Regions from separate parts of the Homo sapiens genome. Here region 2 is linked to region 1. A link is a loop called in an ENCODE intact Hi-C map of the cell type or tissue named here. Cell type or tissue: Calu3. All regions are shown on one strand. Each heading gives the region's core, and the rest is flanking DNA. Links, peaks and the distances in the headings are about the cores only. Region 1 has its middle 31 kb from the start of LINC00502. Region 2 overlaps LOC124902479 (a long non-coding RNA gene).

What was found. A loop is a pair of places that touch in the nucleus more often than their neighbours do. Peaks named below come from ENCODE experiments on the same cell type or tissue, not always from the same donor. Only the 100,000 strongest peaks of a DNase experiment are listed, where the experiment ranks them.
Region 2: a loop joins it to region 1, with 3 times the contacts of the local background. A loop is called at or near these places in 18 of 110 quality-filtered maps.

Annotation. Positions count from the first base shown.
Region 1 is chr10:91,071,169-91,083,204 of GRCh38, forward strand. No RefSeq gene overlaps it. Among named protein-coding and RNA genes, the nearest start is that of LINC00502, 31 kb to the left of the region's middle. In Calu3, for the core only: no CTCF peak of the experiment used is centred there; a DNase peak (open chromatin) is centred at 6,743.
Region 2 is chr10:91,005,969-91,018,004 of GRCh38, forward strand. The region is part of intron 1 of LOC124902479 (a long non-coding RNA gene); the gene reads right to left. Among named protein-coding and RNA genes, the nearest start is that of LINC00502, 34 kb to the right of the region's middle. In Calu3, for the core only: no CTCF peak of the experiment used is centred there; no DNase peak of the experiment used is centred there.

The DNA.
Region 1 (12,036 bases), core at 1,855-9,854:
GTATTACTCCCTTAGACTTTTCAGTTACTGTGGAAATGAATAGCTGAGGTGCTGACGAGGTGCTGATGAGGCCTAGATACATACTCCACTGGACCCAAAACAATTGAAGGATCTTTTAATACTTCTCAGTCCTTACTCTTATAATTGTTTGCAAAGCATTGTTTAGAAACAATTCCAATATACAATTTCTCTGTATTACTTTGTATAAACAAAGTCATAATACTAAATTCCTCCTTATTATTAAACTGTTCACATATTGTGCTTTGTGGAATCACAGGATCCATGCCTTATTTATCAGTGAGCCCTTTCACAGCACTTAGCAGGGTACCTGGTATGAAGTGGATATTCAGTAAATATTTGATTGACTATGTTCTTTATAGAAAAGGTTTGCACTCTACTTTGTTTTCTTGCTTTCTTGTTGCAAATCTGTAATACTTACCTATTCTTGATTGCCATGGACTAAGAACTGTGGACAAAGCAAAGCAACACCTGCCCCCATCAACAGGAATGTACGCTATTTATATCAATACAAAGTGCACACATATAGGGATATATTCAGTTAATAAAAGTGATTAATGGCAACAATTCCTGGACAATGCCCTAGAATAAAGAATATAGCTTTATCAAAATGATAAGAATGAATTCAGGATCCTCAGACCTGTTGCATCTCTCTGTGCCTTTGTGAGAAACTAAGCAGCCCACAAAGGGCACTTTGGGAGTTGACCTAAGATGTATGCATGACTAATTGTTCAACATCTGCCTGCCTCCAGACAGATCTTCCCATACTGTTCTTATAGTGGAGTCAGGAAGAAGGAAACCTAAAGAAATCCCAGACCCTTTGTACCAGCTGCATGGCTGTGGCTAGACATGAGTGACAGTACATGCTGAATGATACGTAGGGGATGAAAGACAGGGAGGACCATAGATGGAGCCAGGTGTCTGACTGAACCATGGGATGGATACAGTTGACTGAATTGGACAATTCTAGGGGGAGAAACAAACTTCAGAAGAAAGAACATTGTCTAGTTTTAGAAACATCAATTTTGAGATGCTTATAAGTTAGCAAAGTGCAGTTGTCAGGGAGGAAATTGGATATCGGACATAAGAGACCAGAACCCTAAAGAGAAGTCTTAGCTAAATACGTAAGTCGAGGGGTCATCAACATAGAGATGCCATTTGAAAACATAAGAGCAGATAAATTTGCCTGGGTAGGGAAATGAGAAACTCCCATTTAGAAAAGGCAGAGAGAAGAGTGAAAGCCTGCAAAGAAACAGATATGGACAGGACAGAGAAGCGGGAGAAGGACCAAAAGAAAGTGGAGTCACAGACACCAAAAGAGGAGCACTGGAAGAGGAAGGTTGTCCGGGCTGGCTTCCTCAGGAAGCAGACTCTGAGACAAGTTTGGTGTCCCAGGATCCTTATTCAGGGGTGTCTTTGGGTTCAACATCATGGAAAGGAAGGGAAGAAGACAGGCGTGGGTAGAAAGAGAAGTTGAGCTGCGATGCAGAACTAAAGGCACCTTGGCCCACCTACAGGTTGTCTGGAGCTAGAATGGCTGTTCAGAGATTAGCTGGGGTGGCCAGACCTTTACCCTCCCACACGCAGTTATATTGGATGTAGGCTGCCTGAGAGGAGGGGATGGCTGAGGGGATGTCTGCGGCTGGGGTCATCCCTAAACAGGTGCACAGCCCTCCTTATCCTCAGTCGCTGAGGCAACAGCCCCTCACCTAAGGGGGATCTGGGTGGTGAGTCACAGTGTCCAGCCAGACAGCAAGTCATCAGCAGTGCTGAGGTTCAGGTACATTGAGAGTGTGAAGACATACGTTGCTCTTGACAATCTAGTTTGGTGGCATTATTGGCTAGAACTCGGTTTCAGAGGGTTTCAGGAGTCCTGGAAGTGAGGGAATGCAGAAGGGTGTGACCATTTTTGCATTTGAAGGGGAGCTCATAAATGGGGTAGAGACTAGAGAATGGAATATGGGATAAAGGAAGTGTTTTTGTGTTGTTGTTTTAATATGGAAGAACTTCCCCTCCCTGTGACCGAATTGCCTTTCCACACTTGGATTCCATGAGATACTCCCACATCCTTAAAATAATTACCCTTTCTAGGCTTAGGCTATGTGAAGGTGGTTTCTTATTACTTGCAACAAAAATGTCTCTATCAGTCAGGATATGATCAGAGAAGCAGTCTACTATGAGTGCTGTAGGATAAGGGATTTATTATAGGATTTAGATCTTACACAATAGTGGGATGTGTGAAGTCTATGTAAGGCTGTTGCCTCTGCTTCTGACGTTGGACCTAAGCCACTATAGATCAGCCAGGCTGGCAGGAAGGAAAGCTGCACAGGAAATGGGGGAGAGTAAGGACAAACTAGAACCCATGCAGACAAATGGAACTCATGAGGACAAACTGGAATACACAAGGACAAAACACCTCCAACCTTGGCAGCATGAGTGACCTGTGGGAGAAGCCAATGCCCTTAGCCATGGTGCTGCACACATGCCTGGCTCGGGCTTCAGAGAAACTGAAGGAGAAAATCCAGTGGGAGATGGAGGAGCTGGGAGCCTGGATGCTGCCCGTGCCCACAAGGGAGCCAGCAGATCAGTGACAATGTGTGCAAGCTGCCACCAAGCCTGGTGTGGAAATGGCTGCTTCACTTCTGTCTTCCAAATCTCATCCAAATTTCTCTTGTGGCCAAACCTAATCCCAAATCATATAAAGATGTAATTTTGCTTCTCTAAATGTACACAATAAAAAGCTACCACAGAGTCCCCAAAATAACACGAGGGCTATAATTTCCTTGCAGAATTATTGTAAAGGACTAGAGATAATGCAAGTAAATCTGACACAGAGACATGCACAAAACTGGCTCTCAATAATGGGAGGGGAATGATAATGCTGTTGATGCAAATAATAGAAAAATTTGTTAAAATGTTAACTTATAATTTCTTTTCCTTATACTTCCCCTTATCTTTTAAGATTGCCCTAATTGAACTCAAACAAATTTACAAGAAAAAAACAAACAACCCCATCAAAAAGTGGGCGAAGGATATGAACAGACACTTCTCAAAAGAAGACATTTATGCAACCAACAGACACATGAAAAAATGCTCATCATCACTGGCCACCAGAGAAATGCAAATCAAAACCACAATGAGATACCATCTCACACCAGTTAGAAGGGCCATCATTAAAAAGTCAGGAAACAACAGGTGCTGGAGAGGATGTGGTGAAATAGGAACACTTTTACACTGTTGGTGGGACTGTAAACTAGTTCAACCATTGTGGAAGTCAGTGTGGCGATTCCTCAGGGATCTAGTACAAGAAATACCATTTGACCCAGCCATCCCATTTCTGGGTATATACCCAAAGGATTATAAATCATGCTGCTATAAAGACACATGCACACGTATGTTTATTGTGGCACTATTCACAATAGCAAAGACTTGGAACTAACCCAAATGTCCATCAATGATAGACTGCATTAAGAAAATGTGGCACATATACACCATGGAATACTATGCAGCCATAAAAAAGGATGAGTTCATGTCCTTTGTAGGGACATGGATGAAGCTGGAAACCATCATTCTCAGCAAACCATCACAAGGACCAAAAACCAAACACCGCATGTTCTTACTCATAGGTGGGAATTGAACAATGAGAACACATGGACACAGGAAGGGGAATATCACACACCGGGGCCTGTTGTGGGGTGGGGGGAGGGGGGAGGGATAGCATTAGGAGATATACCTAATGCTAAATGATGAGTTAATGGGTGCAGCACACCAACATGGCACATGTATACATATGTAACAAACCTGCACGTTGTGCACATGTACCCTAAAACTTAAAGTATAATAATAATAAAATTTAAAAAAAAAGATTGCCCTAATTGTCCCCCAATAGGTCCTCCTTAGTACTAGAATTTCCTCCAATACTGTATTTCTTTTGAGCTAGGTGTGGCCTTGTGAACTAGTTCAGTCAATGATTCAAGAATAAAAGTGACACAACAGCTTCTAGATCATCTTGTTAAAGACAAGTTTGCCCTTTCTGCAGGCTGTGCCACAGACATAAAGGTGACAAAGCTTTGGCCATGAAGATGGGGACATGGCAGAACTAGAAGGTGGAAGGAGCCCTGTGTCCCTGCAGGACCACATGGAGCAAGAGATGCCTCACTGGCTCAGTGACTGGCTGCTTTTTGAGTCATCTTACGTTTGTGTTTCTTGACACAGTTACTCGGCCTAATACCCTAACTAAAACTCATGCTATTTTCTTGTATCTAAGGTCTTCTTCTGAAGGCCTAAATCACAAACTGCTTGAAGTCTCCCCTAGACTTTAATACCTAAATTTATTGAAAAGATGTTCCTGGGAGAGGAAGAGAGAATAAGAAATGAACTTTGGACAAGAGGAAAGAGAAGGGATTATTTCAGAACCCATAAACAGAAGGGACCCTCTCTCCACTCTCTGGCAGAGTCCCACGAATAGTATGTCATAGGGGGAACTACTGCATTGTGCCCCAGGGAAGCTCCAAGCCTCATCGTACAATACCATGTTTGGAGGTGGTGGGGGCAGAGATGCCAGATGCGAGGGGAGAATTTGAACTGGAACAAAGAAAGGCTTAGCAATAACCAGCCAATCAGTTAACAAAGGGTGCATGCTAATGCTCTACCATTGGAAAATCCAGGAACATTTAATCCAATAGCTATCAGTGTGGAGCCTCAATACTAAGTAGGATGGATTTCCCATTTGCCTGGAAGGATGGAAACACTGAGATAGAATTTACTTTTAAATAAACACAGAAGTATGGTATTTCTGGCACTCCAAAGTTTGTGGGTATAGAGTCAATCAAATACATCATCATCGTTGTTGTTTTACCCAAGAGTCACACCAGGTTTTGTATCTATACCAGGGTAATCCCTGCCTTGGCCCAGGGACTATCTAAGGCTGAGCTGCAGAGTGAAGGCATTTGTGTCTCCAGTGAGGAGGACAGGGAAGGCAAGGCAGGAGGCAACCTCATGCTTTCAAATGACTATGGCTCTATATCTGGGTGCCTCTAATGTCTACCAGGTTATCTTTCTCTCTACCACAGTACTGAGCTTGACAAAATCAAATAGGGGTAGCTTGGGGACAGTGATTACTCAGTGTCCTTCATCTAAAGCTCCTTGGGAACAGTGAACTCCTGGGTATAAGCATCACAAGAGGATGGGGGTCTTTAGGGCCTTCCTTAGAATTGCAGATGAGCTGTAGCCAAGAAAGACTCTAGAGATCCTACAGTACCACCAGTCCTTTACCCACATGAGCAAACCAGGACCCAGAGAGAATAGACTTGCCCACATTTACACAGCTGGTTGGAGGCACACATGAGACAGGGACCAGTGGTCTGGATTCTCAGACTAGTTTCTAATTTGTTACACATAGGAGGAACCTGGAGAAAATTTTGTCCACTGCTTTCACTGGGGGCAACTTAAAGGAGGATGAAATGTCCATATTCCTCCTCCATAGTCTTGCCCAAGGTGCCATAAATTCTCAGTATTTATTTCAACACTTGAAGCCTTAAGCCCATAAGCTCTTAAATGGACATAAGCAGGAACAAAATTCCACGTGAATGCAGAAGGGCATGTGGAAGACAAAAAAGTGCTGACAGGTGGGCTTCCGGAGGACTCATGGGAGAGCTGTCTTCCAGCTGTGTTCCAGCATCTCTCTTTCATTCTCTTCCTCCCTCCCTCTATCCCCTTCCATCCCTCTCTCCTTCCCCCTTTACTCCTCCCCTCTGTCCCTTCTCTCCCTTTCTCCCCTCTGTCTCCCTGAATGACAGACATGCACATCTTTCCTAGTTGGGGGAGGTGTACAAGAGGAGCTAGGGTTAATAAAGACAAGAATTTTTCTAGTGGCCAGTGCCTCCTGGAAACCTCTGAGATGCTTTGTAAATTACAAAGGGCTAACAAACTGTGAAAAGGCTCACTAAAAAGGCCTGAGATTTTATGGCCCTAAGTCAGGTGTAACAAACAGCTAGAGAAGGCAAACAAAGCTGCTTCTTGGCACCCAAGTGCACTGGTCCGGAGAAGTGAAGTAGCCAGCCCAACTGTCTGTTCTCAAACTCTTCCTTCCTCTCTTCCTTTCACCGTCTCCCCCTTCTTCCCTCCCTCCTACTTTTCCTCCCTTCCTTTTCTCACCCATTAACTAATCCAAAAACATGTATTTGAGTTTATTCCATGAGCCGGGAACCCTGAGTAGATTCTATGGTTACAAACACAACCTTTAGTCTCTGCCCCAGAGGACATCGTACCATTTTTGTAGATTATTCATTTATTTATTCAACACACATTTAAGTGTCGCTGGGTTAGGACAAATACGGCCCCCCAGGATTGAAGCTTACACGGATACACACCCTACACAATTAGTAACTCCCTTCTACTAAGCATCCAGAGAAATACACGGTTCTAAAGACTGATTACAAAATCGTCTTTCCCTTTTCCCACCCCTTTCTCAACTCCTCCATGCCTGTGTCCACTAATCTTTCTTCCCAAAAAGGGAAATAGTTTGTGCCTGAAATTCTAAACTCCCTGATTTCAGGCAAGGCCTGGGAGAGTATAAATAAGCGTATGAATATTTAGCAAAAATGACTGCTATGCAAAGCTTGAAGCACTGTTGTCATAATGCAGAGCCCGCTTTAATCGCAGCCACAGGGAAAGCATTTGTCGCTGTCTTATCACACAGGAATGATTTTCCCATTGGCAATGGCAGCCTGCCAGCTGGCTGTAAAGCCAGCGCCTTCCTGGTCTTTCAGGTCGCAATCTCAGATGGCATGCACCACCACTGCCAGGCACTGACATTTCTATTTTTGCAGGACATGCTGGGTCAGGAAACAAAACTGCAGAATCACAGACTATTTCTTATTTACATTGAATGTGAATCTCATTTTGGCTCAGAAGCCTACGGATTTCCAACTCTTATAGTTCAATACACCAGAGATGGCTCAGAGCTTTGCTGATTGAAGTCAGCTGATGGTCTTTGGATCTTATCATTCCCTTTAAATCCCCAAGGTGGTTCATAGAGTGCATTTCTATAAATCTGCAGTAATTTGCCATTTATAAATAAAGCAGCAACTCAGCTGGGGCATCACTTTCATCCAAGCCCAGCTCAGAACAAACACAAAAGAGAGATGGCTTATATGGGAAAACAAAGTTCTTTAGGAGAAGGGTTTGGAATAACCATTAGTTGCCTCTCCCAACAAATGCTGCTAAGAGCTCCTTCAAATCTTTATCTGAGACAGTTCTTAGCCATTTATACGCCATGATAACTGCCCCTTGGAAATCTTTTAAAATTAGATCTGCACTTCTGATTCTAGCCAAGATGGAATAACAGAGATCAGATTTACTCTCCTACATAAAAACAAAACAAAAATATGGACACAATATATGAAATAACGAACACCAAACAGCAGGCAGTAAAGGATCCCTGAGAACTGAGAAGCAAACAAGATGAGCACCATGATTGTCTGACTTGAGAGATTTCAGGTTGCAATTCAGGGAGGGAAAACACAGGCAGAGTATGGTGGGCTCCCTAAATTGAAAGATGGGGCTGAGAGTCTGAGAGACCAAGGCAGCTAGAATTTGTAGGACAGAATACTGGGGAGGAGAGACCAGCATGCAGAGAGCACACTGAACATCTCAAGAGAGTCCCCTTCGAGTATTCAGCTGAATAATGATCAGTGCAAACATGTGAAGAAACCACGTGAGGCTGGGGAAGGAATCACCTGAAAGGATTAGAGGTAATAGTGTCCAGCAATTACATACAGCTCAGAATAGTACCTGTTCCAGCTAGCCAGACTGAAAAAAACCTCATGATTCGTAAGCATTGGATAAAGTACACAAAAGAAATTTACTTCAGTAGTGGGGAAAAGTTAGACCTCCACTGTGCACTGCTCCAGTCCTGCTTAACAAGTTTTAAAAGCAAGACTCAAAAGGGTCAGAGTATTTCCAAATAACTTAGCTGTACCCCAAAAAACAGCTCAAGAATATTCACAGGAATACAAAAATATCCATCACTCAACAAAGTAAAATTCACAGTGTCTGGCACCCAGTCAAACATTACCAAGCATTCAAAGAAACAGGAAAACATAAGTCATAAGAAGGATAAAAACTAATCAATTAAAATTAATCCAGAGTTCAAAGGGATATTAGAATTAGCAGACAAGGACATTAACACAGCTATTATAACTACATTCTTTATGATCAAAAATTAAGTAGAAACTTAGAAGATTTTTTAAAGACTCTCAATTAAGCTTCTAAAGATGAAAGCTACAATGTGTGAGATGAAAAATACTTTGGATGGAATTAATGGCAGATCAGACATTGCAGAAAAAAAGATCAGTGAATTTGAAGACAGAGCAATAGAAACTACTCAAAATGAAACATCCAGTGAAAAGAGAATTTTTGAAATCAGCAGAGCATCAGTGAACTGTGGGTCACTTCAAACAGTTTAATATAATTGGAGTCCCTGAAGGAGGAAAGAGACAGAAAAATATTTGAAGAAATAATAGCCAATATTTCCAAATTTGCTAAAAACTATGAACCCACAGATCCAAAAAGGTCAATAGACCCCAAGCACAAGAAATGTAAAAACAACAAGTGCTATAGGGTTATAATAATCAAATTGCTCAAAATTCAATGATACAGAGAAAATCAGAGGAACAAAGCAAAGGATACCAGCAAATTTTTCATCAGAAAAAATACAAATGAGAATCTAGTGAAGAAACACTTTAAATTACTGAAAAAAAATTAAAACTAGAATTCTATACTCAGAGAGAAAATTTATTTTTCAAAAACAAGGGCTAAATAAACACTTTTTTACAAACAAAAAAGCTAAAAGAATTTATCATCAGCATATCCACACTATAAGAAATGTTAAGGAAAATTATACAACATGGAAATACGGATGTATACAAAAGAATAAAGAGCTTCAGAAATGGTAACTACATGGGTAAATATGTAAGATTTTTTCTTATTATTTAAATCTCTATAAAATATAACAATTTAAACAAAAAGCATAACAACGTAGTATGGGATTTATAACATACATGTGTGTTTAGAAGTGTATAAAATGTATAACCATATCATAAAGTCTGGGAGGAGACAATTGGAAGCATATCGTTGTAAGGTTCTTATACCATTCATTAAGTGTGCATTAAGTAGCATTATAGTGTCATTTGAATGTAGACTGTGATTAAGTTAAAGATAAATTTTGTAAACCCTAAAGAAATCACTAAACTAACAAAACAAAGAGTTATAACTAATAAGCCAACAAAAGAGATAAAATAAAATCATAAAATTTAATTAATTCCCAAGGTATATTGTCTAAGAACCTAAAAACAAATCCTACCAAAAATTGAGGCAGAAATTTGCAGGACCCAGAAAGTAACAGAAGGGTGGAGGGCTATGAGAAGGAGTGGAATCAACTGATAGAAGAGAATGCTGAACAGAGATGCTGAATAGTATGGAAGAGTATAGAACAAGCTGAGGAGAATGCAAATAAAATTAGGGAGATGGAAGGTCAAGAAAGAGGGGCTTGAGACACCTTCTATGCTTTACCACTTAAAAATGATAAAAGCTTGCCCTTGGATTATACAAAAAAAAAAGTTAATCACTACATCTTTCCTCATTTCTCAATACTGTCCTACCCCTACATTTCCCTGGTGACTTTATCTCCTAAGACATTGAAGAAGATAGCAAACATTGGGCAGGAACTCTCTGATCTGCATATGAGCAATTCTACCAACCTGCTACATCTGCCCCTAACTGCTGCTTCCTGCCTCCTGGTTCATATGAAAAAATATCCATCGTTCTCCTCCTCATCTTACCCAGGACTTTGTCTCTTTCTTTTGTATCATGGTCTCTTCCCCATTAACATATCATTCTTTGTGGCACAGATGTGTGGTCTATTGTTCCTTTGCACCCTGCTTCCCACCACATAATCATGGGCTAAACCTCCTTTTTTGTTTTTATTATTTTGTTGTTTTGAGACAGAGTTTTGCTCTTGTTGCCCAAGCTGGAGTGCAATGGCTCAATCTCCACTCACTGCAACCTCCACCTCCCGGGTTCAAGCGATTCTCCTGCCTCAGCCTCCTGAGTAACTGGGATAACAGGCACACACCCGGCTAATTTTTTGTATTTTTAGTAGAGACAGGGTTTCACCATTTTGGCCAGGCTGGTCTCAAACTCGTGACCTCAGGTGATCCACCCACCACGGCCTCCCAAAGTGCTGGGATTACAAGTGTGAGCCACCATGCCCTGCCAGGATAAACCTCCTTCTAACCCTTGCCATGCAGACCCAATTTTGTGGCCAATCTTGCTCCTTGGTTTCCTGTTGAGTGTCCTGTCCTTTAACTACTAGCTATTTTGACTATAGTTCTGAATCTCACCGACATCACGCACATTCCATCCACAGCCATGGTCTGTCTTCTTTCTTGTTCCTCTTAATTATACTAAAATGATTCTATGATATATGCCAAGAAAATAATATCTCCATTTACAGATAACAAGACTGAGTGAGGTCAGATGATTTACCCAAGGTCACATAGTAAGTGGAACAGCTTGAGATTTAAGCCCAGGTGTTCTGACTGTAAATAATTTCATTACACCAAAGCAGCAGAGATAATGGCAACGACCACACTCTTGGGTGAGTTTTAAAATTCTGACTCCTCTTTAGATTGTACCTCTCATGGTAAATTTCTAGGAGGCTGATTCTTTTTCACAATCAGGAGAGTTCTCCTGTCCCATCTGGTATTCTGTTCTTCCAACTCTTCAGAAGCCCACAACTCTGGGGAGAAAGAGTCTCTGTTCTGTCTTTGGCCATAGGTTATTTTGATTAGGGGTAAGGACATGAGGTAAGAAAATCAGTGTAGATCAAGTTTATGCAAAATATCCTAACTACATTAATTCACAGAACCATGATAACAATCATGTGAGTAGGGACTCAGGATACATTTATGTTTGTATGGGTGTGTGTATGCATGCATGTATGTATCTATCACTTGAACTAAGATGTAATCCATTAGCTACTTAACAGAAAATAAAAACAACACAGCAAGTTGGAGGACTCACAGTACCAGATATCATAACTTATTGATAAGTTTAATGAAAACAGTGTGGCATTATTATAAAGGCAGACAAACAGAGTAAAGCAAAGAAAACAGAGTTCATACAGTGTAAGATTTTACTTAAGCTCTAGGATGGAAAAGCATGCAGTCATCTTGCCTACCACATATAAAATAGAATGATGGATCTAATTTCAAACATGTCAGTCATAACAACTGTGATATGGTTTAACTGTGTCCCTATCCAAATCTCATTTTGAATCGTAGTTCCCATAATCCCCACATATTGTGGGAGGGACCTAGCAGGAGGTAACTGAATCACAGGGGCGGTTATCCCCATGCTGTTCTCGTGATAGTGAGTGAGTTCTTACGAGATCTGATGCTGGGCTCTTCTGATAAGGGGGTCTTCTGCCTTCGCTCAGCACTTCTTCCTGCCTCCATGTGAAGAAGGACGTGTTTGCTTCCTCTTCTGCCATAACTGTAAGTTTCCTGAGGCCTCCCCAGCCATGTGGAACTGTGAGTCAAGTAAGCCTCTTTCTTTTGTAAATTACCTAGTCTCAGGCAGTTTTTTTATAGCAGCGTGAGAACAGACTAATACAAACTGGAAATGGACTAAAATAATCTATTATATCAAATTGGTCCTCAGAGAAAGATCCAACTATATGTTGTTTGTAAGAAACATTTTACAGAGGAAACAAAAGAAGACTTGAACAAGTGAGCTACATGCCTGTTCTTGGATAGGAATCCTCAGGTTATAAAAATGTCAACTCTCCCAAAGTTTAATTTATAATTTTGAAATACTCTTCAATAAAATTACCAATAGGAATCATTTGAAACTAGACAAGCAAATTCTAAAGTTCATATGGGAAAATAAATCTAAAATAGCCAAAGACATTAAAAAAAGAAAATTAATGAGTAGAAGTTAATGCATATTATGAAA
Region 2 (12,036 bases), core at 2,313-10,312, 65 kb before region 1:
GGGTAAAGTGCCCAGATAACAGGCTTCATTTCTCAATTCCTCAGCCAGCTGTGGAAGTGTTTGGGGGAATGTCAGAAAAGCTATTTAAAGGGAGAATCAGTGAGGAGGTCTCACTCCAATACACATACACTCACACATGCTATTAATTTTTCCTCTTTCATCTTTCTTCCTTCTAGGCTTCAATGTGGATATGATGGCTGGAGCTCCAGCAGCCATCCTGTGACCCTGAGAACAAGCCATTCATTGAGGCTAATGAAGCAGGAAGAAGGAATCCTGAGTCCTTGGGAAACAAGGATCTACCTGAATAGCTCCGAATGCCTACTTCTAGATGTCCTTTTAGAAAGAGAAGCACACCCTTGTGTATTTCAGCCACTGCTATTTAAGGTTTAACCTAATCATGATATAATTGGTTTTTCTTGGAATGATTCAGTGGTAATTTTTTCTTCCATAAGAAGCAATCCCAACCCCTACCACTAGGGGGTGGCCTTGCCCTGTAGGCCTCAACATGACAATTACATCACTGCATATCAGAGTCCAACATCAGTGCATTCTGTGTAATTCAGTCTCAAATAACAACGTGCATGTGACAGCAGTGGTCCAGTCTGAGCTAAGCTGTGCCAAACTCCATCCAGTTCCTTTAGCATGAGATTTGGATCTCATGCTTTTCTTCTCTTTTCTATATCCAATTCTTCAGCTTGGACCCAAAAAAGCAAGCCCCAGGACCAAAAAAGTATGCAGAGAAGCAGCTCTGACTCTAGCAAACACACAGTTTGTATTTCCAAACAGAACAATGAGCTTCTAGTCTGAACAACATCCCATTTGATGGTAACTTGATACTTTCCTCTTTTTGTTTTTCCAGCAAGAAGCAATGGGTAGGTACTTGCTTTACATTTGTGAAAAGATACCTGGCTGGTGGGTCTGATAAAGAGAGACTCTACCCTGGCAGGATTATTGATATCTCTACCTCCTACAAGATGGAAAATCACTTGCAGCATTTAAGTGACTGTTTTTCCAGTTTATGCTGATCAAAGTTTCAAAAATCTCTAGGCAGAGTTTTAGTCACTAATAATCTGAAGTGAAGGGAATAATTTATCTAATTATTGCTCAGGCTAAAAGCAAGCTGCTGTCTCAAAATGAAAGTACAGTGCTAGTTCTATAAATACCCACTCACAACTAACCAACAAAGGAGTTTGTGGTGTGAGAAGTGGAACTTTTGATAGTTTCAGATTGCATTGCTTTGGTGTCATCTGTGCTCTCCTTGTCTACCTCCATTTACATCGTGATGCTGTATAGTTAAGACTTGGGCAGAGGGAGGAAAGGGGTTCATGGGGAGCTAGTAATCCTGCATTTTTCCTCAATTTTCTTACTAGACTGCCATATTAGATAAGAACAAAAAATGTGCCTATTGAATAGTCTAACCAAAGAACTTAAGAAAGAATCACTTTTTTTCCTCCATTTCGGTAAAGACCGTGCCGAAAGTTTTCATATGTAATAAAACCAGTGATCACCAGTTAATCTCAACCTAAGAGAAAGAACCAAAATGAACCACTCACAAGAATAGAAACAGGCATCCCTTGGGAGTAGGGTTTAACAAATGAAAATACAGGACACTCTGTAATTTGATTTTTCTGCAATATTTGGGACGCGCTTATATGAAAAAATTATTTGATATTTATTCAAAATTCAAATTTAATGGTATGTCCAGGATTTTATCTGGCAACCCTACTTGGGGGTAAAGAATCTGTTCCTTCCTTGTGGGGGATGGGAAGAACAGTACAAAATGAGCAGATTCTGAAATATATCAAGGAAACTGTCACTGGAAAAGTCACTGATTAAAAACAAAACACCCACAAACCACTAGGCCCTGTGCACAGGTTCCTCCAAGAAGCTAAGTCTTCTTGTTTTTTATCTTTTGTATCTTCACAGAGTCTAGATGCCCTCCTGCTCTGGGTATATTGAGAGCTCAGTGAGGAGTGCTGACCAACTGGATAGTCAATGACCACTGAGGAGGAGGTGGCTATGCAAGCCCCAGATCTCTGGGATCATGTGTTCTGTACTTTCAGATGTGCATCTGCAAAGGCCTGGAGTGCCAAGTGTCCTCTCCTTAGAGAGGCAAGGCAACAGCAAGGCAATCAGTTGTTACCCCAATGTCCAGCCTCCCCTATTGTCTTTCAGAGGGCATTTTGTCCAAACTATGGGGTAAGAAAAGGGTTTGGTTTTACACTTTTAGCCAGAGTTTACCCTCCGGGAATACTCCTTCTACCACATCTGCCAGGGATCTATTTTCCAAAGGTACTGGTTGGTCACTCAGAATCCACTGGGTGCAGACACGCAAAGATGTGCAACTTCTCCTCTGTATCAAATAAGGATACAGGTGGGCAGTGCTCCATTTTTCTGCCTTTTCACTCTCCACACTAGGCTTTGTAGACATGGACACATGAAAGCACAGAACAGTAAGTCAATGTCAGAGGGAATTATAGGTAAGGACCCCCACCTTCATTCCAATTCTCTTCTGACATTGACCATGCCATTCCGTAAGGCTAGAGGTCTCACTTACTTTTAACTTTCTTGAGTTTTCACAGTATGGGTACCTGAAAACTTAGACTCCTCTCCTCAGTGAGTTCCTCTCCCTGGTTCTCTCCCACTCCTGACTTGGTTTACTTTGAGCCCCCTCCCCAATCACCTTAAGTATTGTCTAAATTTTTGTCCACCTCCCCACCCTTTTTTTTTCTTTTCTTTTTCTTTCTTTCTTTTTCTTTTCTTTTTTTTTTTTTTTTCAAGACAGGCTCTCACTCTGTTGCCCAGGCTGGAGTGGAGTGACACAATTATAGCTCACTGCAGCCTTGCTCTCCCAGGCTAAAGCAATGCTCCTGCCTCAGCCTCCCACATAGCTGGGACTACAGGTACTTGCCACCATGCTGAGCTAATTTTTTAATTTTTTCGTAGAGCCAAGGTCTCGCTATGCTGCCCAGGCTGAATTCGAACTCCTCATTCTCCTACCTTGGCCTCCCAAAGTGCTGGGATTACAGGCGAAAGCCACAGCACCTGGACTCCCCATTCTTACCTACATGGAGAAGTCTTATTCTTTGGATTCATCCTTCTTCCCCATGCAAGGCCTCAAGTTTGCTTTCAGTCTGAAATAGCGCTGCTGGGTGATCAGAAATGCCCATTGCCACCCAAATCTTTTTGTTTTGTTTTGTTTTTTAATACCATCACCATGGATAGATGTGGCTCCTTTGGGCCACAATTCCATTTAATTTCAAGCTGCAGGCATAGCAGCCCTTTTAGTCACGGACCTGCTAAATTAGGCACATGGACTGTCTCAGGGAGAGTGTGGTCTGAATTCACATTGAGAGACACCTGTTTTCTCCCTGGCAAGACAACTAAGCCCTCTGGTTCCACCTGGGGCAACCCATTAACAAATGCTCCCTAGAAAGACCAGGAAGAACTCATTTAACTCAAACTGGTTTAATTTAGGTTCAGAGTGTCTGCTTCTGTGGGAAAGGGAAAGGGAGTGAGGACTGATTGGCAGTTCTTCCCACACACAGCTCAACAGCAAATGTTCATGGAGTCCTTAATTCTCTTAAGAGTAGCCTCAGAGATGTTGACTCTCTCTAAATTATGATGTTGCTTTTACAGCTGGGTTATTATAAGATTAGTGTAAGTTTGGTCACTTACACTTCATCTTACTATTCCTTCCTCACCTTATTTTTTATGAGAGCTCATAGGATCCCATTCTCCCACCTTCTGTTTCTCTTTTTTCCTTCTATGGCTCCTCATCTCTAACCCCTGTGTTCCCCACATACCACCAGCTCCTCCCATGGATCTGGTTTTCTTGGACTTCCTGATCTTGGCACAGACTTTCCCTTCAGGCTAGAACAGCCTTCTCTCACCTTCCTGCATCTGACCTACTCACCCTTCCAGACTGAGTAAATGTTACTTCCCTATTTAGACCATGCAGACCCGGGTGGCAGGGCTTCTCACACTTCAGTATGCATGAGAATCACCTGGAGAGCTTTTTCAACTATAAATTCCCTCTTCCCATCTCTGTCCCCTTCACCAAATTGTGATTTAGTAGGTCTGGGATGGGGCCCAAGAATTTGCATTTAAACAGCCTCCAAGGTATTCTCAATAGTGCTGGTCTGCAGGCCACACTTTGGGTACCACTGCCCCAGACTGAATTAAATCTCCCAGCTCTATGATCCCGGAGCTCCCTGTATTACTCCATCAAAACATATTATTGTTAATATTCCTATAATGTCTTTCCTCCCTGATAGGCTGAAAACACAGTGAAAGCAGGCCGTGTCCATTTTATTTGCTGCTGAATCCTCATCAATTAACACAAGGCCTGTCACACAGGATGTGCTTAATAAATCCAGGATTTATAAAAAAGGAAGTAGAAGAAAGGGGAATCTTTCCATGCTGAGAATCTTCAACATGTGAGCACGTTGCTTGGAAGTCAGTTCCCAAAAAGGAATCCAGAATGTATTGATGGTGGCCTTTGGAAGAAGGGTCTAGACAACCCCAGTGGTAATTTGCAATGTCATTATTTGCATTATATCTGTTATCTTTCTGGGGTGGGGTTGGGGGAATCTATGAGGCAATATTTTCAGTTATATCTAATAAAATAGCTTTGCAAATATCTACTCAACCAGGATGATGAATATATCCGAGTAATTAGCCAGGAGAATTCACCCCCTTTCCATTCCAGGCACTCCTTGCAGGGAATTCATGGCTGTGGAATAATACATGGGCAGAGCGGAGGCTCTGGAGTTAGACCCAGAAGGCCAGCTATACCATTTCCCAGCTCTGGGGCTCTGGCCAAGGTAACTTAACTGTCCAAAGCCTCAGTTTCCACTCATTTGTGAATGAGGATAAAATGGTACCCATGGACAGGCAGTAGGGTGTAATAGTTTAGAGCACAGACTGCCTATGTTTGAATCCTGGCTCCTCCACTTACCAGCTGCGCGACCTTGGGAAAGTTATTTAACCGCCATATGCCTCAATTTCTTCTTCTGTAGTCATTTCTTCAAAAATGATTGTATTAAATTGAACTACTTTAAACTGCTATTTTGTAGGTCAAAAACAGTCGAATGTCAGTGATTTCAAATGATTCAAACTAACACCTACCTTACAGGCTTATAAAGAGAAGCAAGTGCATGAGTCAAGTTTAAGTCAACAGGCTTAAAATGATGACTGTTACATATTAAGCACCGTAAAAGAGTCAGCTCTTATTGCATAGCTGAGTTTGTTGGGGAATAAAATGAATATGATAATGTGATAAACACTTGGCAGAGGAGGATTGTAAACATTCAATAAAATGCTACTTGTTCTTTTTTGTACTTATGTAACCCCTTCTTAAGAATATCTGACTTTAAAATTACTAATGTTTTCAAATGGTTGTTTTTGCACTGCCCTCAAGTCCTCCAGCCCCTGAGCACATATAAACTTATTACCATGAATTTCAGAAGGAGAGTGGGTGAAGCTATGAAGAGAAGGGACAGCTCAGGACAATGGACCTCGGAGAGATAGAAGCCCAGGACAAGGGTACTCTACAGTTAGCCTCTTGCCTCCCCAAATATTAGGTTGAAACATATGAAACTCATTTATATAGGCCAAAATGGAAAAATATTCACAATTTCATATGACTAAACGTACTAGATTCCCCTAGCCAGCCTGGATTTCTTTCATATTCTTGACAGTCTATCAGTTAATACCATGTCTTTTTTTTCCTTTACATTTTAACATTTTTGGCATTGGGATGTATCCTACAATCATGTGTGTCTTTAATATGGTTGAATTTCTTTCCCTTTCTCCTTCTGAGCAACTAGGTTCTGGTAATCTCACTTTTTGTCTAGTGTCCTCAGGGTGGTAGCTGCTTTACCTCAGCCCTGGGGGAAATAACTTCTTCCAACAAGTATTAATAACCAGTTGCTTCAACTTCCTGTTTTGCTCTTCCAGCCTTCCAACATCTGTGAAAAAATTCCCTGTATTAAATCCCCTCTGTTTGAAATACCTAGCAGGATTTCTATTTCTTGACTATGCTGACTATTGCATATATTAATTTTAAAAGAATCTCTTCAAATGGCAAATGAGAGAGTTAAGCATTCACATAGTTGCGTAAATTGTATATATCAGATTTCTTTCACTTTATCATGATGTTTTACTCATCAGACATTTATTGAACATCTAGTTTATGCCATAGCCTATGCACCCATCATTGGTAAAAAGGTGAAAAAGACAATTTTTGTCCCAGAGGAGCTTAGAGTGGGGGTAGAGCTGGGACTACAGCAGAGACAGAGATCACAGCATGATAAGTGCCATGGGAGGACATGAAGAGCACTTAGCCTAGTCCAGTCCAAGGCAAAAGAACTCAGAGAGGCCTCCTTCAATCTGTCTGTCCTGCATGTACAGCCATGGAGGAGAAGGAAAAGGCAGGAAAGACCTTCTAGGCAGAGCAAGGAGCAAATGCTAAGGCTCAGACTTAGAGAGTAGGGTTTGCTTCAGGGCATTGAAATGTTTCAGTATAGTTGGAGAAAAGTTGGAGGATGACAACAACTGAAGCTGGAATGGTAGGTAAAGGAACAGATCATGAAGGATGATGTACACCATGATGAGGAACTATGTAAGACTATGTCTTTACATCGGGGTCAGTGGAAAACAATTGAAATTAGTGGCTTGATCAGGTTTACAGTTAGGAAGATACTGCTCACTGAAAAAAGAGGACAACGTACTTTCTAGAAGCTACCAAATGACTAACTGCCTAGTCATAGGGGTTAAGGCAGCAGTTCCCAACCTTTCTGTCACCAGAGACCAGTTTCATGAAAGACAATTTTCACGGGTGGGGGATGGTTTCGGGATGATTCAAGCACATTACATTTATTGTGCACTTTGTTTCTATTATTATTACATTATAATATATAATGAAATAATTATACAACTCACCATAACGTAGAATCAGTGGGAGCCCTGAGCTTGTTTTCCTGCAACTCAGCGGTCCCATCTGGGGGTGATGGAAGACAGTGACAGGTCATCAGGCATTAGATTCTCACAAGGTAGTGTGCAACCTAAATCCCTCTCATACACAGTTGACAATAGGGTTTGTGCTCCTATAAGAATCTAATGCTACCTCTGATCTGACAGGAGGTGAAGCTCAGGTGGTGCGAGCAATGAGGAGTGGCTGTAAATACAGATGAAGCTCACCTGCCACTCACCTCCTGCTGTGTGGCCCAGTTCCTAACAGGTCACGGACCAGTACTGGTCTGTGGCCTGGGGGTTGGGGACCCCTGAGTTAAGGTGTTAATGGCTTCTTCTTTCAGTCACTAAGCATTTAGTGAACACTCACTATATATCAGACACTGTGACTGATCCTTGTAAGATAAATAAGCTTCATGCCCTCCAAGAGCTTACAGTCTAATGAGGGAGAAAAACATCTTAAATAATTATGAGAAGTATTACAGAAATACAGATGAGGGAGGAACCAAGTAGGAGAAGATGGAAGATTCCACAGAGGACATGACATTGCCTTGGATTTTGAAGGAAAAATAAGGACATGCTAGATAAAAGAGCAGAAATACAGCATTTCAATTAAAGGGAGCACCATTTGCAGCAGCATGTGGACATCATGTTCTTGGTGGTCTCAGAGAATAGAGAAGAGTCTGATGTAGTTGGGCCACCAGGTTTACAAATGGGTCGAAAATAAGGTCCTAGGGCCCGATTCTAAAAGACTTTGTGAGTCTTGTTGGTATGAGGCATCTCCTCTAGGTAACAGGGAATCATCAAAGGTTGTTAAGAGAAATGGGGGTTGATAAGATAAGATTCATGTTCAAGCTTTAAAAAATTATGTCACAAATAGAACTGAAGAATAGAGACTGGCAACATGGAGATTCATTATGAGGCTGAGGTCATAGTTCGGGTGGAAGCTGACCAGAACTTGAACTAAGAGAGAGGCAATTGGGACGAAGAGGAGCAAACCAATCCTGGGTCGATATACTCCATCCTAGAAAACATTTTCATGTTAAAGCATTCATTAGTGCCCAAAAGGAGCTTCAAAACTAAGTTTCATTCATCTTTCTCAAAACTTTGTTAGAGTCTGTTTAACTGTGTTAAAATTCATGCCCTAGTGGAGCAGACTTTTCTCATCCCAAATTATTTTGGAAAGTATAGGCTGAATTGCTAAGGAAAATGCTGAAAGGGAAGTGTGAGGACATGGGACAAAGTGCAAGTAAACACTCTGGGATGCAGGAAACGAGCTTTTCAAAGAAGAAAGGGCAGGAGCCTGGGGTAGAGAAGTGGAAAAGACCTGAGTCTGAAAGAGATGTGACACCTGGGAGGATTTTTCTTTCTTCTTGTAATTGAAGGGGAGAGACAGAGGAAAATTCTGGAAGCAAAGGCTTAGAGGTTCCCAAAGGCAAAGATCTCCAGGAGCCAGCAGCAGGTGACAAATAAATAAAGCAGACTTGCTTTAAGAACATGGAGGTGATCTCAGCAATTTGGGAGGCCAAGGCGGGAGGATCATTTGAGCCCAGGAGTTTGAGACTAGCCTGGGCAATATGGTGAAACTCTGTCTCTACCAAAAAATACAAAAACTAGCCAGGTGTGATGGCACATGTCTGTGGTCCCAGCTATTTGGGAGGCTGAAGTGGGAGGATCAACAGAGCCTGGGAGGTCAAGGTGGCAGTGAGCTGTGTTCATGCCACTGCACTCCAGCCTGGGTGACAGAGTGAGAGCCTGTCTCAAAAAACAAACAAACAAACAAACCCATAAAACAGACTGGGCACCATGGCTCAGGCCTGTTCCCAGCATTTTGGGAAGCCGAGCAGGCAGATCACCTGAGGTCAGGAGTTTGAGACCAGCCTGGACAACATGGTGAAAACCCATCTCTACTAAAAATACAAAAATTAGTCAGGCATGGTGGCAGGCGCCTGTAATCCCAGCTACTCAGGAGGCTGAGGCAGAAGAATCGCTTGAACCCAGGAGGTGGAGGTTCCAGTGAGCCAAGATCACACTATTGTATTCTGGCCTGGGTGACAGAGTGAGACTCTGTGTCAAAAAAACAAAAACAAAAACAAAAACCACAAAACAAAACATGGAGGCCAGGTGGCAGAGGCTCATGCTTGTAATCCTAATGCTTTGGGAGGCTGAGGTGGGAGGATCGCTTGAGCTCAGGAGTTTGAGATCAGCTGGATAATACAGTGAGACCTCGTCTCTATTTTTATTTCTAAAAAACTTAAAAAAATGTATGGAAGTGCATGGTTTATGAACGGGGCAGATTCCCACAAGCTCCAGCCAACTGTTGTCATGTGGAAATGCAATGTTCCTGATCTTGTGATTTTTCAAGAGAAGTCAGAAATCTAGATATTCCTGTAAAATCATCCACTGTTCTTTAATGTGGGCAACAAATTCGTTTTTTTTCTAAACAGCAGGCTGGCCAAATAAAACATATGTGGCTGCATTTGGCCCTTGGGTGGCCAATTTGTAACCTCTGGTCTAGAAGGAATGGTAGGTTATTTGAATAAATCCTACCAGCCATGGTGGGTATGCAGCCTACTTGTGCTAGAATGTAAACAAGTCATGGGAGGATACCATTTCCCAGAAAAGCAATTCCCATTAAATCCACTGGCTAAGTTTGGAAAGATAATACAGAACGTACTGATATGTAAGTTTAGTTTTGCTTTGTTGGGAAAATTTTTATGAAGCCGAGCTAGAAGGAAGCAAACTGATCTTCCCTGAAGTCATTTCTATTGTATATCTTTAAGAAGTCAGGGTTGAGGAGAGAGTCACTTTGGAAAAGATCATAGCCTAATGTCTTTTTCAGGAACTAGCACTGGAAATTAAAGTCAATTATTTCAACCTGTATCACAGACTGTATATAAAGAGTTCCCATGAATCAACAATGAGACAACATCCAAAGGAACATGAACAAAGAATATGCATAATTCTCAGAAGAGGAAATATTATAGGTTTCTACCTATAAAAATGCTTGACTTCACTTAGCATGTGAGAAATCCAATTTATAAACAATGTTTTTCACCTATAATATAGGAAAAGTTAACAAGAACTTCATATATATAATACACTGTGTAGGCAAAGGTGTTGGGAACTTGGCACTGTCATACATTGGTGGTGAAATTTTAAGTTGGCACGACTGCTAAGGAGTGCAAATTGGCAGGATCCATTAAAATAAAAAATACATATATGCCTTGACCTAGACATTTCTAAATCTAAGAATTCATTACCTACCCTTATTCACACTTGTGAAAGGACATATATATACACACATGTGTATATAAGAATATTCATTATAGCATCATTTATAATAGCAGATGATTTGAAATAATCTAAATGTCCATTAATATGGAAATAAAATAAATGATAATAGACCCAAACAATGGCATCCACTGAAGCAATAAAAAAAGAAGCAGCTCCATACCTACTGAAAAGAACGCCTCTCCTATATATATATATTAAGAGCAAGGTTAAGAAGTGTAAATTGTATAACGCCATTTGGTATTGCATAAACATATACTTAGATATGCACAGTGTATCTCTAGAAGGCTTAAAAGCATCTTTTAGAAAGGGATGCCTCTGGGGAGGGCTGAGTGGTGGGAGACAGACTTGGGAAGGAAAGGTTTTGCTCTATACTCTTCCATATATATATATACACAATAATACATAGATAATACATTATGTATTGTATAATGTGGTAATATGCATAATATAATGTATATAATTTATTTTTATATCTATATTTACATTAATCCATGAATTTTTTTTCTTTTGAGATGAAGTCTTGCTCTGTCACCCAGGCTGTAGTGGAGTGGCGTGATCTTGGCTCACTGCAACCTCTGCCTCCCGGGTTCAAGTGATTCTCCTGCTTCAGCCTCCTGAGTAGCTGCAATTACAGGCACTTGCCACCACGCCCAGCTAATTTTTGTATTTTTAGCAGAGACGGGGTTTCACCAAGTTGGCCATGCTGATCTCAAACCTCTGACCTCAGGTGATCCACCTGCCGCAGCTTCCCAACCCATTAAAATTTTTAAGAAAAAAAGTTATACTAACATTTTAAAAAATCACTAACTTATTGTCAAGCCTCTCTAAAATCTCCTTTCATTTTTGAATTCCAAGGTCAAAGTTTAGGTTCAAATTTTTACTCTTACTTTTGAATTCTGAGGTCAACCTTTTGAGTTACTAGTAAGTCTACCAAAATTTTAGCTGTTGAACTAATTGCAGTTATTTTTCTTTTGCTATCTCAGATTCGGATTCAAACCGCCATTACTTTTTCTATCCAACATGCTGGTAAAAGCACATCCAAACCCACAAATGTGAAAAACAATGAGACCTAGAAATATAATTCATCTGTAGAAAAGTTCTGAGTCAGTTCCTTTTCAGGGAGTCCAGACGGTTCCTGAGCTTCTCTCTGAATGATTTCTCTGAGTCAAATAAAATGACAAGGCAGGCATTTAAATGACAAGAAGCCAACCCTGGGTCTGGTGTGCTGGGAGTGGAAAATTCTGTGAAGTTTTTATGTTCCCACTGTGTACAAGCACAGATTATCTTTCTCAAGCAGACACAGAAGCATATAGAAGACCCAGAAATTCCATTAGTTTCACAGTCTAGTGCCAATAAATTTAATAAGAAATGGAAGCAAGGTTATTTATTTGTTTTACAGCATTCTAAAGACTGCACAGAAAGAAACTCTTAGAAGAGTTTAGCTCAGTAATTGACTAAAACATTCGTGATTATTCACCAAATCCCCAAATATTCCCTGAGCACCTTCTAAGTACTAAGTCACTGGGCTAGCCACCATGGTAGGATTAAAATGATGGGTAAGGAGTTTCTAATTTAATTCCATGCTTTCCAAAGACTCCTCTGAGGAGCACTAAAATCTGAGGAATATTAATATTATTATAAGACAAAAAGATTTTCTTGGTAATTAAGAATCAGAAAATAATCAAGCTGTTTTAATTGGCACAGCACTTTTCAGATCTTTTACTATGCTCACACACAATGTGAACCTTCTAGAGAGGGGTATGG